Linked DNA regions of Homo sapiens: region 1 is linked to region 2. The links are chromatin loops, found by intact Hi-C in ENCODE. Cell type or tissue: gastrocnemius medialis. All regions are shown on one strand. Region 1 overlaps TTC7B (tetratricopeptide repeat domain 7B). Region 2 overlaps TTC7B (tetratricopeptide repeat domain 7B).

What was found. Hi-C counts contacts between places; a loop is a spot of excess contacts. Peaks named below come from ENCODE experiments on the same cell type or tissue, not always from the same donor. Only the 100,000 strongest peaks of a DNase experiment are listed, where the experiment ranks them.
Region 1: a loop joins it to region 2, with 3 times the contacts of the local background. A loop is called at or near these places in 10 of 110 quality-filtered maps.

Annotation. Positions count from the first base shown.
Region 1 is chr14:90,671,966-90,679,965 of GRCh38, forward strand. TTC7B (tetratricopeptide repeat domain 7B) reads right to left here. Exons shown (of 20, transcript NM_001010854.2): 9 at 4,558-4,695. Among named protein-coding and RNA genes, the nearest start is that of TTC7B-AS2, 21 kb to the right of the region's middle. In gastrocnemius medialis, no CTCF peak of the experiment used is centred here; DNase peaks (open chromatin) are centred at 86, 2,536, 2,946 and 3,646; H3K27ac peaks cover 7,434 bases.
Region 2 is chr14:90,620,138-90,628,137 of GRCh38, forward strand. The region is part of intron 15 of TTC7B (tetratricopeptide repeat domain 7B); the gene reads right to left. Among named protein-coding and RNA genes, the nearest start is that of TTC7B-AS1, 18 kb to the right of the region's middle. RefSeq lists an enhancer at 5,282-5,914. In gastrocnemius medialis, no CTCF peak of the experiment used is centred here; DNase peaks (open chromatin) are centred at 4,284, 5,114, 6,654, 7,464 and 1 weaker place; H3K27ac peaks cover 5,510 bases.

The DNA of each region.
Region 1 (8,000 bases), 52 kb after region 2:
GGTCTGCACAACGCTGCACAACACACCCACTGCACAAGGGTGCCAAGGACAGGAGAGAGAGGAACATGTGCTGGCAGTGGCAGCAGAGGCGCCCCCACCCTCTGTGGTGCCCGTGGGCCCAGGTCAGCCAAGGAGAGGAGCCAAGAAGCAGGAAGACATGCTGTGCCCTGACGTGTAAGTGTTAATGCTGGTTGGGGACAAGAGAAGGAAGGAAAGCACAAGGACAGGGTGAGAAGGAGTTAAGACCTCTTCTCTCTCTCACAATTGACTGATGGTTTTATGAACTCTTCTGTCCACAAAAGCTTCCACCCATGTAAAAGAAGATCTAGCAAGGTTTCTGAGGCAAAGAGGACTTACTCACACACGAGCCACACGGTGATATGTCTAGATCGCATCTTCAAGGGGCACATGTAAAGTCTGCCAACAGGTTGTGGTGCTGACAATCAGGCCCCACACTTTCTTTCCAAGCTCCTCTCCTCCCACTTCTCCATGAGAGCAAGCCCTGGGTTCCTGTTCCCTTGGGTCCAGTGCCTTCACAGCTCCGCAAGCTTAAGGATGAAGAGGGTCTCTCTCCTCCTAGACCACTTAATGCCTATCAGGCCTTGAAGAGCCAATTCATATATCCATTGTTCATAATCTCTTACTGGCACTCCCAACCTATAAACTCTGCTGCAATTGGCCTATTCCATTCACCTGCCAATTAACATGCTTTGCACTATTATGTATTCTCTAATTTGATTATCTTTTTGTTTGTTTCTATGTGGTCTCCCTAACTAGAATGGAAATTTCTTGAAGGCAAAAGATCTTTTTGTATCCTTTGTTGCTTCCCCTGTGCCTAGTAACTCCTGTATATACAGTGGTAGTAACTGCAGCAGCATACAGTTGCCTCTTAACGAGCTCTAAGTGCTGGGCTCTGTTCTGAGTACTTTACATGGATTAATGAATATGCATCTCCCAACTGTCTGAGATATACATGCACACAATTATTACCCCTATTTAACAGGAAAAGAAACTGATGCATAGGAGGTTAATGATGTGCCTAGGCTCACACGACTGGTACATAGCAGACCCAGAGCTCAAACCAAAGCTCTCTGACTCTAGAGCCTGTGACACACTATGTTGATGACCTGAGTTTGGGGTTGAGGAGGCAGAGATGGGTGAGGTGCCAGTGGAGGAGAGAAGAGAGATAGGGAATATCCACAATAAAATGTGCAAGATACTGTCCCATTCAACAAAACTTACATAATGCACAATTTATTCATAAAGACAGATGTAAAGATTGCCTCTAAAATGTCAATTAGTCAACTATCTCAGGAGAGCTGGATTCTAAGGCACTTTTCTTTCCTTTTCCATATTTTGCATGTATTGTTTGATTCTCCAAGGAGCATGCAGGACTATTGCATATGGCGAAAAGATAAACAGTGAAGTCAATTTCATTATGGGCGGAAAGGAAAACAAAACAAAAAGAGAAAAAAGAAGGAGCGCGGGTCTGTCGAATATTTCTGAACAGAAGGATGGCATGTCTATTCCTGTGTCTCAGAAAGATCGCCCTGCTGACAGTGGAGGAAATGAAGACAGGGAAATATAACATATCTCTAAGACAAATGATAAAAATGATAATTACTAACATTTATGGAGCTCAGAGAAAGGTAATATAGGAAGTTTAAAATCCAGTTATCCTCACAACAACACTGTTCATAGTAGCCAAAAGGTAGAAACAACCCACATTTCCATCAGCTAATGAATGGAAAAACAAATTGTGGTAGATCTGTACAACGGAATACTATTCAGCCATAAAAAGAAATATTGATCCATGTTATAATGTGGATAACCTTGAAAACATTATGCTATGTGAAAGAAGCCAGACACCAAAGCCCAAATATTGGCTATTTATATTTATATGAAATACCCCAAATCAGTATCCATAGAAAAAAAAAGCAGATTAATAGTTGACAGGAACTTGGTGGGAGTGAGGAATGGAGAGTGGCTGCTTAATGGGTATAGGGTTTCTTATAGGGTGAGGAAAAGGTTTTGCAATTTGAGGTGATGGTTGCACAGTGGTATGAACGTACTAAATGCCACTGAATTCTACACTTTAAAATGGTTAGGTTTGTTACGTGAATTGTACTTCAATTAAAAAAAAAATCCAGTTACTCTTTTAAATTAAAGTCCTGAGAAAATGGAAAGGCAGATGAGGAGGAAAAAAAAGTGGATTCAGAAAAACCCCAGTAAATGAGGAAGTAAGACAAGTGGGACACCCAGAGTAGGATGTGGCCTCGGACAGAGGGAGGGAGAGAGGGCCCACACTCAGCAAAGGGTGGACCTAACCCCTATCTTCAGTAACTGAGCTATCCAACCATGGGCCAGGCAGCCTTGAGATGCTGTGAGCTTTCATCTTTCTCCTACAACATCGACCGTTTTAGTCGGATGATCTGAGACAACACAGTTGGTGAATGCTCGCTCCAATTGCCTAAGTGGTAGGCACAGGCAAGGCTGAAGCCAAGTATCCAACCCCTAGATAAGGCATGCAGAGCTTGTGCTGGGCCCGCCCCCGTCAGCACATGGGCCACAGCTGCTTGTCACACCTGGCAGCTCCAGGCTGGGGGCAGCTTGTGAGCAGGGGCCACACCTTGCTCCTGGCTGTATCCCTGGCCTTAATCAGAGCCCCTGGCACAGAAGAGGTGATAGTACATACATGTGTTGAAGAAATAAACATCTTCCATTTCATATATTTCATCAGTTGGTTGAGATTTTTAGAAGATAAAACACAGATATGGTATAAAATTCAAAAGGCTCTGGGGGAGATACAGTAACAAATTTGCCTTTCTTCTACCCTCCTATTCCAGCTTCCCCGAGGCAACCTTTGGCACTGCACCACCTTTTGCAATGTGACTAGGGGAGTGAAGTTCTGACTTGCAAAGGTTCCCGCAACTACACTACCCAGTCATTTGGGAGGCAGGTGACCACCACGAGGTGGGAGCTACATATGATATCAAGACAGAAGTCATCTGGGTGAAAACAAGGTCCTAGTATTCTGTGCCAGGAGCAGGCACAGGCCCCGGAGCCACAGCTTGCAGAGGAAACCACCAGGGTGATGACCACCCCCTAGAACGTTCACAGAACAATGGGAAGCCCAGGGGCAGAGACCACCCAGCCAGTCAACAGGGCCAGACACCTCAAGCTCCTCACTCTTGTTTTGGACCTAGGAGATTTCGAGCTGGGGAAAGGCAACATTGCTACCCAATAGGATGGAAGTAGATGTGTGCGTACCACTGTCATCCTTGAACCTAGAGAGGTGATAATGTGTTTTGTCTGGAGGAACGAATTCACCTTAAAGGAATTCAACTGTGAGCTGGGTGGCATGGTCCCCAGTGACAGGCTTTGTGGTGGACACAGCTGACAGGAACTTAGGTGGTGGGGAGAAGGGGGGTCCAGGAAATCAAGGTACCGGGAGAGGTTCGATCCATTTAGTGATGAGCAACCTAGGCCAATCCTAAGCCTGGACTGAGTCCCGGGGCTGAGCCGCATGTGGTGGGGGCATCTGCACACACTGCTTTGTCAGGCCAGATTGTGAGGCTGAGTAACCACTGCCCTGTAGAGTCACCAAACCATGGACTAAAAAAAGATTCAAGCCACACAGGCTCATCTGTTTCCCCAAGGTTCCTGCCTAATGTGGCGATGCACTGGCAGGCTAGAGGGTGAGTCGGGCACTTATCTGATTTCAGCCAATCTGTTACTGTATTTCATTCCCTGTCCTCGTGCCCAGAGGCTGTTGCAATGGGTATAAATTTAGAAAGAGAAAGATAAATAACATGGAAAAGTTCCTTTTAAAAAATAGGGATTTTTTTTTCTCTATTTTGCTAAAGAAAAGATAAAGTGATCTTCTTGTTATTTATTTAGCCTTACCATGGTAGAATTTGATATTTTGGGCAGGAACCTAATAATGCATAACCATAGCCCAGGATGAACCAGCTTCTCCTGAAACTGTGAAAGAGGCAAGCCTCCATCCTAAGCGTTTCTTAGAAACTGAGGGAGTGAGAAGATGACAGTACCTTGCACAAGATCTGAAATCCACGAGGGTCCCTTCTGAACAAGCAAAAGACTCTGAAAGAAGACTGTCTCCTTTATATGAAACGGTCTATACCAGCTAACATAACACACTGTGCCTGAAATTGTCAGGCCACTGGCGATTTCACTGTACACATTGATACTTTAAAGGAAACCTGTTCTATGAGGAAATTAATATCACAGATGGGAGATTTTCAGTTGGTGGAAAGAGAAACTGCTTGAGAAATGTTTGCCTTCCCTCACACACAAACTCACAGCCTGGTGGGTTATGGAACTCTCATGGTAAAAGACTAGATCAATTCCACCACCTAATCATTTAGCCCAAGGCCCATTCTACAGGGGAGAAAACCAAAGTTAAGTGACTGGCCCAAGATCACATGGCTGCCACTAATAGAGGGGGGCCCAGGACCAGGTCTCACAGCGCTTCCCTGGGGTCACCGTGCAACTGCCACCCACCACCTGGATGTCAACCAGACTCAGCAGCTGTACCTCTGACAGCATCTCATACTGGCCTCTTCTTCCAAGAGCAATGGTGAGTAAGTCATAGACCACAGATGCACTCTGCAGACTGATGAGGCGGTCACTCTTGTGTTCAGGTATCCTGCTCAGCACAGCGTCCCGGTTGGCCTGAAAAAACATGGAATAGAGAAGCAGATGGAGAGAGAACCTAGTGCTGCATGGCGGGGAGTCCACCTAGGCCCTCCTGCCCCTACCAATTTGCGAAGGGAATGGAGACAAGGGTAGGAATGAGCAGAGGCCTGTCATCTTGGGTTATTTATTCAAAATCCCCTGGGCACCGCAGAACATGATATACGGGATGATCCAAACACTGAAGTCCTGGAAGTGTGAACCTAGAGGGCACCTGTACCTGTCGACAGGCATCTGGAGGAAGCCTTGGCAGCCGATACAAAGTTTTCCCTGGCCTCGGGTTCATAGCCAGCCTCATAGAAGACGCAGCTGCGCTCTAGAGCAGCCGAATCATCCATCAAGTGAGGCCCTGCTGCACCTCACTCGTGAATCCTGCTTCTGCTCTACATTAAAGAGTGGGAGAAAATTCCCAGCCCTGCATTTCCCAACACCCAATTGTGTCATCAAGTTCCATGAGTCCTACAGAGATATATCTTACTTTTCCTCTATCACCAAGCAACATTCAAATCCCTATATGACATCTTCACTGGAACAGAACACAAAGATGAGTTCAATCTTGTTTAAGGAAGCACAACACAGATATATAAGAGAAAACAAGAAGAAAGCAGATTTTTACTTTAAAAGATATTAACACAGAGGACTCAAGAGAACACCGTCAATTTTCTATGCTTAGCACAGAAATACATCAGGCACATTCAAACTTATTAATCTCATCTATCCAGAAATCAAATGCTCTTTACAGCAACTTGTTTCCATTACTTCTAAAATTTAATTTCTCTACAGATTCCTCCAAATATATCACATGTCTGAGACTCAACAGCTAGCTCATTTTCCTCTTTTCCCTAATAGGAAGTTCAGAATCAACAAAGTTAGATTTCGCCTGCCTTTTTCCCTCTGCTAATTAACAGAAGTCTGCAGATCCATCTGTCTGTAGGAGCAGAGAAAGGCCCCCCCAGTCTTTCCTGTGAAAGTGGTACATGAGGTTCCGGGGTCACTTGTCCCGGCAGGCTGACGTTGATCTTCCCCCTGACATTCAGAAAGGCCACACACACACCTTCCCTCTCACTAATGAGACAAAATGCATTTTCTTTGTGTGTGAGTCCAAGGCATTTACTTTTAGCCACCCATCAGTACTTACTCACTTTAAAACTCCTTGCTGTTAAATGTCAAAGACAAATAAGAATATATAAGACAGGCCACTTCCTACAAAGTGAGTCATCTCTTACGGAAACAAGCCTGCTTTTGAAGATTTCATTCTAAGTTTTTCTTGTTAGGAGTCCCTCTTGAGCCCAAAAAAAGCAGCTCTGAAGGAAACAGGGGCCTGTTGCAAATGGTCTCATTTTATTTATTTGCTATATATGTTCCATACTGAGACCAATGCCTGGAAGAGAACAAAACAAACATACTATTTATGAGAGACTTTCAAGTTATACTAAATGCATTCTTTTCATTTTTAGAGAAAGTATCAGTATCTTTTGATTAAAAAGGTACAATATAGAACCTCAAACAGACCCACAAATAATAAATATCCCAGAATATTGCCTCAGTGGTAGTTCTGCAAATCAAGTTCTTATAATCCCATTCTCCTAGGGGAAACTAATTTGATTTGTAGTTAGAAAACAGCACAATTCTAAATGATACCTTGTAGGTGGAGAAGCGACGGACAAATTCATGCTTCTGAATTAAAGTCAGTACCAACAAAGAACACAATTTTCTGACATCCAAAAAACACAGCAATTTTCATTTTGGTTTTGAAATTGAGCACATTCATTTTCTGTCTAAAAACTAAACAATCGAGAAGTCAAAGGATATGGAAAAAAGGCTTCCAAAGGCAATTTCATTTAGATTTCTACCTACATTTTCTGAAATGATTTACAGGAAGAACATAATCATTTTGGTTAGAAACCTCATCCTTCATATCCACTGATGACATCACTGGATTTCAACATCCCCTGAAGAGATTTTTCTGGCAATTACATACCATAGAGCCAAATCTGACTGTCTCAAAGGGATCTCAATGTTTGAGTATTATTAGTTTCTATCACTTCAATTAAGAAGCAGGAGAGTTGGAGATATCATTCCAAAGACATCTCCACTTAGTGCAAGCATTTTAGAGAGGTGGCCATGTTTTCCAAATTGCAGACTGGAACACATCATCTGACAGTGGAACATAATGTTTTCAATCAGAATTGTCCAGGTAATCTAAAATGTACAGTCATCATGCTTTCAGAACTTTTACACCATAACCAACCAAGTTTGCCCAAAGGGAACTACCTGCCAAGGACCCAACTTGGGATGAGGGAATGCTGACCAGGAGGCCAAGATGAGCTGGCTCCATGGATGACCCGGTGGGGAAGCCTGTGGAGACTCGTTCACTTGAATGCCACCTAGTGCCAGCCTGCTCACCTATGTGCTTCCCTGATTGCACCAAGGCAAGTAGAGAATGTAAATGACACCACCCTAAGTTATCAGCTGACTATCGGGCAACCTGCTTCCTTGAGAGGAAGTAAGCCCAATGACACCAAAGAGCCTCCAGATCAAAAGAGGTGGTAACTCAAGCAGACTTGCTCTTGTAAACATCAGTGGACCATTCAAAGTTTTAATCAAAGGCAAGAAAGCTGCCCTCTCATGAGTTCTGGCCTCTTCTGAACCCTCCTTCTCTCCGCGCATGTACGTTATTATGCTCAGACCCCATGTCTATACTCACCTGAGTCCATTTTATACCTCCCATTAAACAGTATGTGTGGGGAGGGCAAAAAGGGAAATGCCTTCTCTTGCTTTAGTTATGATTCCCTTCTCTCCCCTGGGCTGCCCCGGGGGTTGGCGGTAAGCGGTGACAACTATGGGGAGGGGGCAGTACAATCTCCTAGCAGGAACAGGAGACCACTGCGTGATGCACGCATTCCGCCTGCTCTAGGCCTCAGGTTCCTCATGTATAAAACGAGGGAAGGGGACGCGAGCCCTCAAGATCTTTTGATTCCAGGAGCCCACCCATTCTGCTCAGGTGCTCAGTATACATCACTTTTCTGCTGAGGAATTCACTATTACTACACACATGATCCTGAAGGTTTTAAGCCAGGGCCACAGCGCCTAGTGATAGATACACAGGGCAGAAACCCAATAAATGATGAGTGGTGAAATAGACCTAAAATTCTATATTCTGGCCAAATACTAAGAAAATGTTTCAAAGGAATCAGAGGGTCTGGCAAAAACTCCCTCACAATAGCAGTGACAAGTGAGCTCTCACGGCCTGGGACTTTACAGTGTCTGGCAAAGCCAGGAGC
Region 2 (8,000 bases):
GCCTCCCCATGCCTGGGCTTGCAGAAGCCTGGAATGATGGGACGAGGGCCAGGTAAAGGGAGGAATGTAGTCTCTGATCTACAAGCAGATGAGCATAAAGAGCGAGGCTAGATGTGAGAATAGGGCTCAGCTTCTGCTCAAAAACATCCCAAGAAGCGGAAATGCTTTGGAAGCCTTACCAAGACTGCCTAAATGGGATGGCAGCCGCTCAGGGTGCCTCTGTGGGGATTAAAGACACCAGAAGCTGGCTCCTGCTGAAGCCTGCCCGAGTCCAGAACAAGATGGGAGTACTTTTCCACCAGAATCTCTCACCAAACAGGGGTCAACTGGGAGAGTTGACAAAGGAAGGAGAAGCTGCCAAACAGGTCACCATTGGGTAGAGAGGGTGGTAAGGCATGAGTGCCAAGCAATTGCGGCAAGGGGAGGCCCCATGGAGGACTGTGGGGGGTCCAGGAAGCCGTGCACGTGCTGCACAGGCTGGAGCTCTCTGGGGGCCATGCCAAGAACTCCCCTCCAATGGCGCCTGCCCCCAGAGGAGGTGCCTGCCCCACAGCGGGCAGTGGGGTGCCTCTAATAGCAATGAACTGTGGTTCCTTTAACTGTACCCAAAGGACAGAATGCCAGAGTGCGTCTCTAAGCCTCAGCTTGGGGGAACAGTTTTGAGCAAGCCTTCTTGGCTGGAAAAAGAACTTCTAATTAACATAAAATAACAGCTTTCAAACACTTGACTCAGGATATGGAATTGAAAAGGTGTGGGCTTGCATTTCAGAGAACCAGACAGGAAGAACAATGGTAGAGTGGCTGAGCACAAACGATGGAAAAAAGCACTTGGAAGACCTCTCAAGAGGAACAGCATGAGAGAGGCTGGCAGAGAAAAGGAGCCAGGGACACAGCAGGGACAAAGAGGAAAGCCTGACAGCTGCTGCCTAGGTACGGCTGGGATGATGGGGCAGAGGCCACATGGGTTTGGCTGGGATGATGGGCAGAGGCCACACGGGTTCGGCTGGGACGATAGGCAGAAGCCACATGGGTTCGGCTGGGACGATAGGCAGAGGCCACGTGGGTATGGCTGGGACGATGGGCAGAAGCCACGCAGGTAGGCCACGTGGGTATAGCCAGAATGTTGAGCAGAGGCCACGGGGTACAGCCGGGACGATAGGCAGAGGCCACGCGGGTACAGCCGGGACGATGGGCAGAGGCCACGCGGGTACGGCCGGGACGATGGGCAGAGGCCACGCGGGTACGGCCGGGACGATGGGCAGAGGCCACGTGGGTACAGCCGGGATGATGGGCAGAAGCCACGTGGGTACGGCCGGGACAAGTGGCAGAAGCCATGCGGGTATGGCTGGAATTATAGGCAGAAGCCACGTGGGTACGGCTGGGATGATGGGCAGAAGCCACGTGGGTACGGCTGGGACAAGTGGCAGAAGCCATGCGAGTATGGCCGGAATGATAGGCAGAAGCCACACAGGTTCAGCTGGGACAATGGGCAGAAGCCACACAATTGTAGGCAGTACAATGGGCAGAAACACCTGCCCTGCCCGTCGCCAACACTCCTTGGGATGCCCAAGGGAAAGCAGGAACAGAGCGTGCTGCCTTTCCATCATTTCCTCAAACCTCAGCTTGTTTACAAGATACAAAACAATACTGAAAACAAGCAGTGATGCTCGTCATCCTATTTGCTGAACCTGCTTACACACTTCAAGACTGTTCAAAAACATCTGGCTGGGTGTATGTTACATTAGCACAGAAACGAAGAGTACACAAACAATGATCAGCATTCATTTGCTACAGCTGATACCAAAAAGATATAGATTCGATGTGCTGAGGAAACCCTGAGGCAAAAAGAAAATTATGGAAAAACTTGGGAAAAGTTAACATTTAATACATTTCAATATGTCTAACTGTCAACACGATGAAGAGGGCAGAGGAGATGCAGGTGAGACTGTAAGCTAGCCACACAAAGTTCATGATTCTAATTTTTTTTTTTTTTTTTTTGAGACAGAGTCCCACTCTGTTGCCCAGGCTGGAGTGCGGTGGTGTGATCTTGGCTCACTGTCAACCTCCGCCTCCCAGGTTCAAGCAATTCTCCTGCCTCAGCCTCCCAAATAGCTGGGACCACAGGTGCATGCCACCACACTTGGCCAATTTTTGTATTTTTAGTAAAGACAGGGTTTCACCATGTTGGGCAGGCTGGCCTTGAACTCCTGACCTCAAGTGATCTACCTGCCTCGGCCTCCTGAAGTGCTGGGATTACAGGCATGAGCCACCGTGCCCAGCCATGAATCTAATTTAAAAAATTTATATATTAGCCAGGCATGGTGGCTTAAGCCTGTAATCCCAGCACTTTGGGAGCTGAGGTGGGTAGATCGCTTGAGCTCACAAGTTCAAGACCAGCCTGGGCAACATGGTGAAACCCTGTCTCTACAAAAAAATATAAAAATTAACCAGTTGTGGTAGCGTGCACCTGTAATCCCAGCTACTCGGGAGGCTGAGGTGGAAGGATTGCTTGAGTCCTAGAGGTCAAGGCTGCAGTGAGCTGAGATCATGCCACTACACCACTCTAGCCTGGGTGAAAGAGTGAGACCCTGCCCCCACTTCCCCCCAAAAGAATTATTTTGTTCACAGACTCATTAAAAACTTACAGAAAATTAATGAAGAAAAGAAGAACCTTGCTAAAATACCAATCTAACTCCATTACTGATGACCCAAATCTAGCATTTCATACAATGCCTTTGCGGTCTGGCTCCTGTCCACCCACATGCTTAGCTACCAAAGGATTTGTCCATTGCCCATCACCTACGCCCCCACTCGAGCCGTGGTCAGCTTCCCCCATGTGTCACTCTCCTCCATGACCCTGGGTGTTTGCACATGCTGTTCCCTCTGTTTGGAATATTCTTTCCATCCATTTCTGCCTTTTAAGCACCTACTCATCCTTCAAGATTCAGGTCAAATAGCAACTCCTCACTGAAGCCAGCCTTAAGTAATAGGAGTTAAACCTTCCAAATGGAAACATAATTATAAAAAACACGAGAGCTCACAACTGTGAAATCATAAGCTACAAGCCAGGAAACTTCTGCTTTGAAGACAAGCAAAATAATAACAATAATAACAGCAGCTGCCAGACACTTTAAATATTTAATTCCAGATTCTTAACGACAACCCTGCAAATGAGGCTGAGTTAAGTAATTTGCCCAAATTAACACCACTAGTTATTGGTAGAATGGAAATGTAAACCCAAATCCATGTGAATAAGAAACAGAGAAGGATGATTGAAAATCCCACCATACTACTGGCACTAATGAAGATAGCGGCACTAAAGAAGATCCATTGCCAAATATTTAAAACTCCAAAATGTGCAAAGCTCTGTGCTGGCTATGTTTAATACAAAGTGGTATAAAATACAGTCCCTTGCTTACAAAAAATTTACAATCCAATTGGAGAAAAAGACTTGACCACTACTATTGGGCAGGATTTCTAGTTTTGGGCCAGATGATGGCCCTGAAACTTGAGTAGGGCTGCAGGTGAGCAGGCGTTTGGGCTACCAGGGTGTTGCTCCTGGGATCTTTCATATACAGTTCTTTAAAGAACAATCACATTTGGCTGGGCGCTGTGGCTCACGCCTGTTGTCCCAGCACCTTGGGAGGCCAAGGCAGGCAGATCACTTGAGGTCAGGTGTTTGAGACCATCCTGACCAACATGGTGAAACCCCGTCTCTACTAAGAATACAAAAATTAGCCAGACGTAGTGGCACACATCTGTAGTACCAGCTACTCAGGAGGCTGAGGCAGAAGAATTGTTTGGACCCAGGAGGCGGAGGTTGCAGTGAACCAAGATGGCGCCACTGCACTCCAGCCTGAGCGACAGAGACAGACTCTGTCTCAAACAACAAAACAAAAACAAAACAAAACAAAACCCATGAGTGTGCCTGTATGCATATGCGTGTGCGTGTATATGTGTGCATGTGTGTGTGCGCGTGCGCGTGTGTGTGTTTTGTGACTTGTCTTTCATCTAAAAGTCTGGTGCACATAAAATCTGGTTTTTTGAAGGACCTCGTTAATCAAAGTTTTACTTTTCATTAAAACAAATAGAAATACTATTTTACTGTACTTCTGGAATATTTTAAGAATCTCAAGATAACTCTTGAAATAACAACTATGTTTGGATAGGGCAGGGCTTAGAAAGAAGACACAACTGCCCCTGGGGAAGCTCTGGGGCACGCGGCATTGTGACTGTCCAGTGTTCACCTCAGGAAATGAGTCAGAGCGGCACTTGTCAGGGCCATGCTCGGTGTCTCATGCCATTCCCCAGGAAGACTTCGCTGACTCGCTGGAAACTGCTCCCAACCACTGGACATGCACCTCTAGTACCTCACACCCTAGTTTAGTTTTAGCCTTGGCCCCACCCCAGTGAGTCCCAGACTTGGGCAGGGGCCAAAGATAGAGTGAAAAGGGCAGATATTTCTGAATTCTGAGCCGTCCGAAGAACTCTCGATGAAAATAAGTTAGAGAAGTTCAGAGAAATACTAAAGTAATAATTCCCTCCCATCTTCTGTGTCAGTATAAAAAATGTGCTGATTATATCAAGGAAGAAACACACATATTAATACACAAAACCTTCACTAATTAGGTGATCCGTGAATGCTGCAGTCTTAGTAACTGCTTTAGAGGTAACATCACGGGAACCTTGAACATTTCGTATCTTGTGCTGATCTGTGTTTGCGAGCTCCTGGGCTCTGCATGCCAGGGACCTGCTCTTTCTTTGTTTATCTACTGAATGCAGGCAGGAATGCAAAATGGCTGTGCAGAAAAGCATGCGGGATCTGCCCAAGCGGGGCAGCGGCTGAGGGGGCCCTGGATACCTTCCCCATCTCTTGCTGCCTCCTGTCCAGATCGGGGGAGCTGGAGTGAGGCTGGCTGTCAAATATCCGAAGGAAAGTGAGCATCTGTCACCAGGTAAGAGAAATAATGGATCAGGCTGAAGGGGGCAGGGGGCAAGTATGTTGAAATTTTAACTTGAGAAGGCTGTTTGGCAACTGGCCAATCAGAATGGTAAGAGAAGTCAAAAGAGATGTGCCAGTAGCATGTCGTGACCGGGAGAAGGCAGATGGGAATGTGAAACCAGAGAACTCGGCTGGGAACAGAGAGTCTGAGATCAGCCCAGTGCTGCCCAAGGAGAGGGATGTCATCGAATCCATCGACCCAGGCCCTCAGCAGGGAGGAGGGATTCCTTTCAGGTTCCCATGTGGCTGGAAGGAAACTGATCGCAATTCATTTTCACCACCATTTCTGAGGGCCCACCGTATGCTGCTCTTGGAGCCACTGCTCTCCTGGCTGGGTTTCCAAAGCACCCCAATCTCAGAAGGTGTTATATCTCTGCAAACAGCAGCCTCTGGTCCCAGGCTGAGTCACTGTCACTGAAAATCAATACCGTCACTGGCCCGACCTCCGCCAGGTGAGCCTATGATGCTGGGATGACAGCTGTGCACGTCCTGGAGCTGGGAGGCCTCAAATCACCCCGAGGCCCCTCTGGCAACAGCTGGAAGGGATGAGAAAGGATGGAACAGGTCATGTGACCATTCCCACTAGATACCAAATACTGCATGGGGCCTCCCAAAATGCACATCCTCAATAATGTCACGTGAATAATCGAATTCCTCAACGGTTACACAGGAAATAAACAATTCTTAGATCATCTGGCTTACCCAATTGCTGCATTGATGTGCTATTCATTGGGGTTCATTAGAAAACATATAGATGTTTCCAATTAACCCAAAGCTGGAAAAGGCCTTGAGGTCAAATAATACTTTGCTACTCAGAGTGTGTCCAGGGCAGGCAGCCTCAGAATCCCCTGGGAGCTTGCAAGAAATAGAAGAATCTCCAGGTTCTCCACTCACCTTAGACTTACTGAGTCAGAATCTGCATGTAACCAGATCACAAGGGGATTCATGCGCAAATTTAACGTCAAGAAGCACCGCTCTCATTCATAACTCTCCATCCTAACCTGCCATGGTCTGATTTTAAAAAGAAAAAAGACTTCCCAGGGAAGAGTTCTCACAGTCCCTGCACTTAGGAAATTCTGTGCTCATTTCATTCCAATAAGAACTGGGGGAGCATGTCTTGGAAGACATTTTTCAGGATGTATTTTGTTCTTAAATTCAGTGAGAATTCTGAACAACCATTTACATTAAGCCCCCAAAGGAAGGCCACCCCTGCCCGTGTCTTGAACAGAATGCTTCCTTCCTTCTGAAGGGATCCCCTGGATCACATTCTGAAGGTGCTCTAGCCCTGCCCGGGTCCTCCACACATCTCCAGTGAAGGAGCTGGGGAGTCCACAATGTACCCACTGAGGGGGTACCATTCATACTGTCACCCCCATAAAGGGCACCTGCTTGAGTCTGCAGAGCACTGAGTAACCATCCCTCTCCCATTGTGGGTTCCCCAGGGGCTGAGAACTCAAATGTCTTCCAAAACAGGCAAGTGCGATGACCAGAAGTTCAGCAAATTCAAACTTTTTTGAAACGTGCACTGGCCTGACACAACCCTGCTAGCAGATGCCAGCTTATGGGCTGCCAGCTGGAAACCGTGTCTATATGCTTTTCATCCATCAAACCTGAGTACCTGGTTTCTGTTACAAAACCCCAACCACATGCCAGCCCCGGTCAGTCCAGTCTGCCAACAGAACCAGTGACGGGGGGTTTAAAGAGCATGGATGACTCCTCTCCTAAGCGCGTCTTCTCTAGGAATGAAGCCCTGGCAAATCACTGGCCTGGGGAGCTTTTTGGCAAACTTCTGTCTGGGAGTTATTTAACCACCAAGGAAGTTCTAGAAACTTAACCACTTTTATTTATCTTGTTTTGTTTTGCTTGAGACAGGGTTTTGCTCTGTTGCCCAGGCTAAAGTGCAGTGGCTCGAGGGTCAAGACCCTCGACCTTCCAGGGCTTAAGAGATCCTCCCGTCTCAGCCTCCTGAGTGGCAGGGACTGCAGGCATGCGTCACCATGACTGGCTAATTAAAAAAAATTTTTTAGTAGATATGGGGGTCTCATTATGTTGCCCAGCCTGTTCTTGAACTCCCGGGCTCAAGAGATCCTCCTACCTCGGCCTCCCAAATTGCTGGGATTACAGGTGTGAGCCACTGCACCTGGCCCATGTGAACACATTTAATGTCTCCAGCTGCTGGAGAAGGGGTCGCAGCACACAAGGCTGGCACATCCGGGACACTCACAGGGCGTTCCTGCCACTCCAGTCTCACCCATCAGTGTGAGCGCAAGGCTGCATCATCCTAACCTAGACTCCCAGATCCACTGTCCTGGAAAAATCCAGGCCACATCTATTTAGCAAAATGAAGTTTCTCAGGGCCAAAGTATGATGAGGAGATACCTCGTTCTTCAGAACTTAGCAGCCCTTATCTTAGCTGGGAGGCTGTGGTGAGTGGCAGCGCTAGGGCCTGGGCCGTGGCCGTCCCGGGTGGTTTGGCTGCGCCTCTTGGTGTCCTAATCCTCCCTCTTCTTTATGACAGGCAGGAGCTCCTGTTAGAGCTCATATCAGTTACATTTTGCTTCTCATTTCAGTCAAAGTGTCAACAATCTGGAATACTCCCCCATCCTTCTAGCGGTATTTTTAGCACGAACAAACAACTGACATAGTTAGCTGGAATAAATCACCTCAAGAAACCCCAGTTTGGCTCATTTTTTGCTCCCACGTCAGCTATTAATCTCCACTCAGATTGGCATCCAGGAGCCGGCACCTAAGCTGGAGATGACCTGGTCAGGTGCAACTGAAAACACCTCTTGAACCTTACTGCCCGTGTTCCAAAGACCTCTCCAGTTCCTGTGAGTGACATTATAATGAAGGGAGCCATTTCATATAATGCCATCCGTGAAGCCAGAGAGTCTACACAGCCAGGGCTATTCCCGAAGGCTACCTGAGCGCATGGTGTTAGGGCTGGGGGCCTGCAAAGCAAGTGAGGGGCCCAAAACCCGCCCCCAGATTTGGAAAA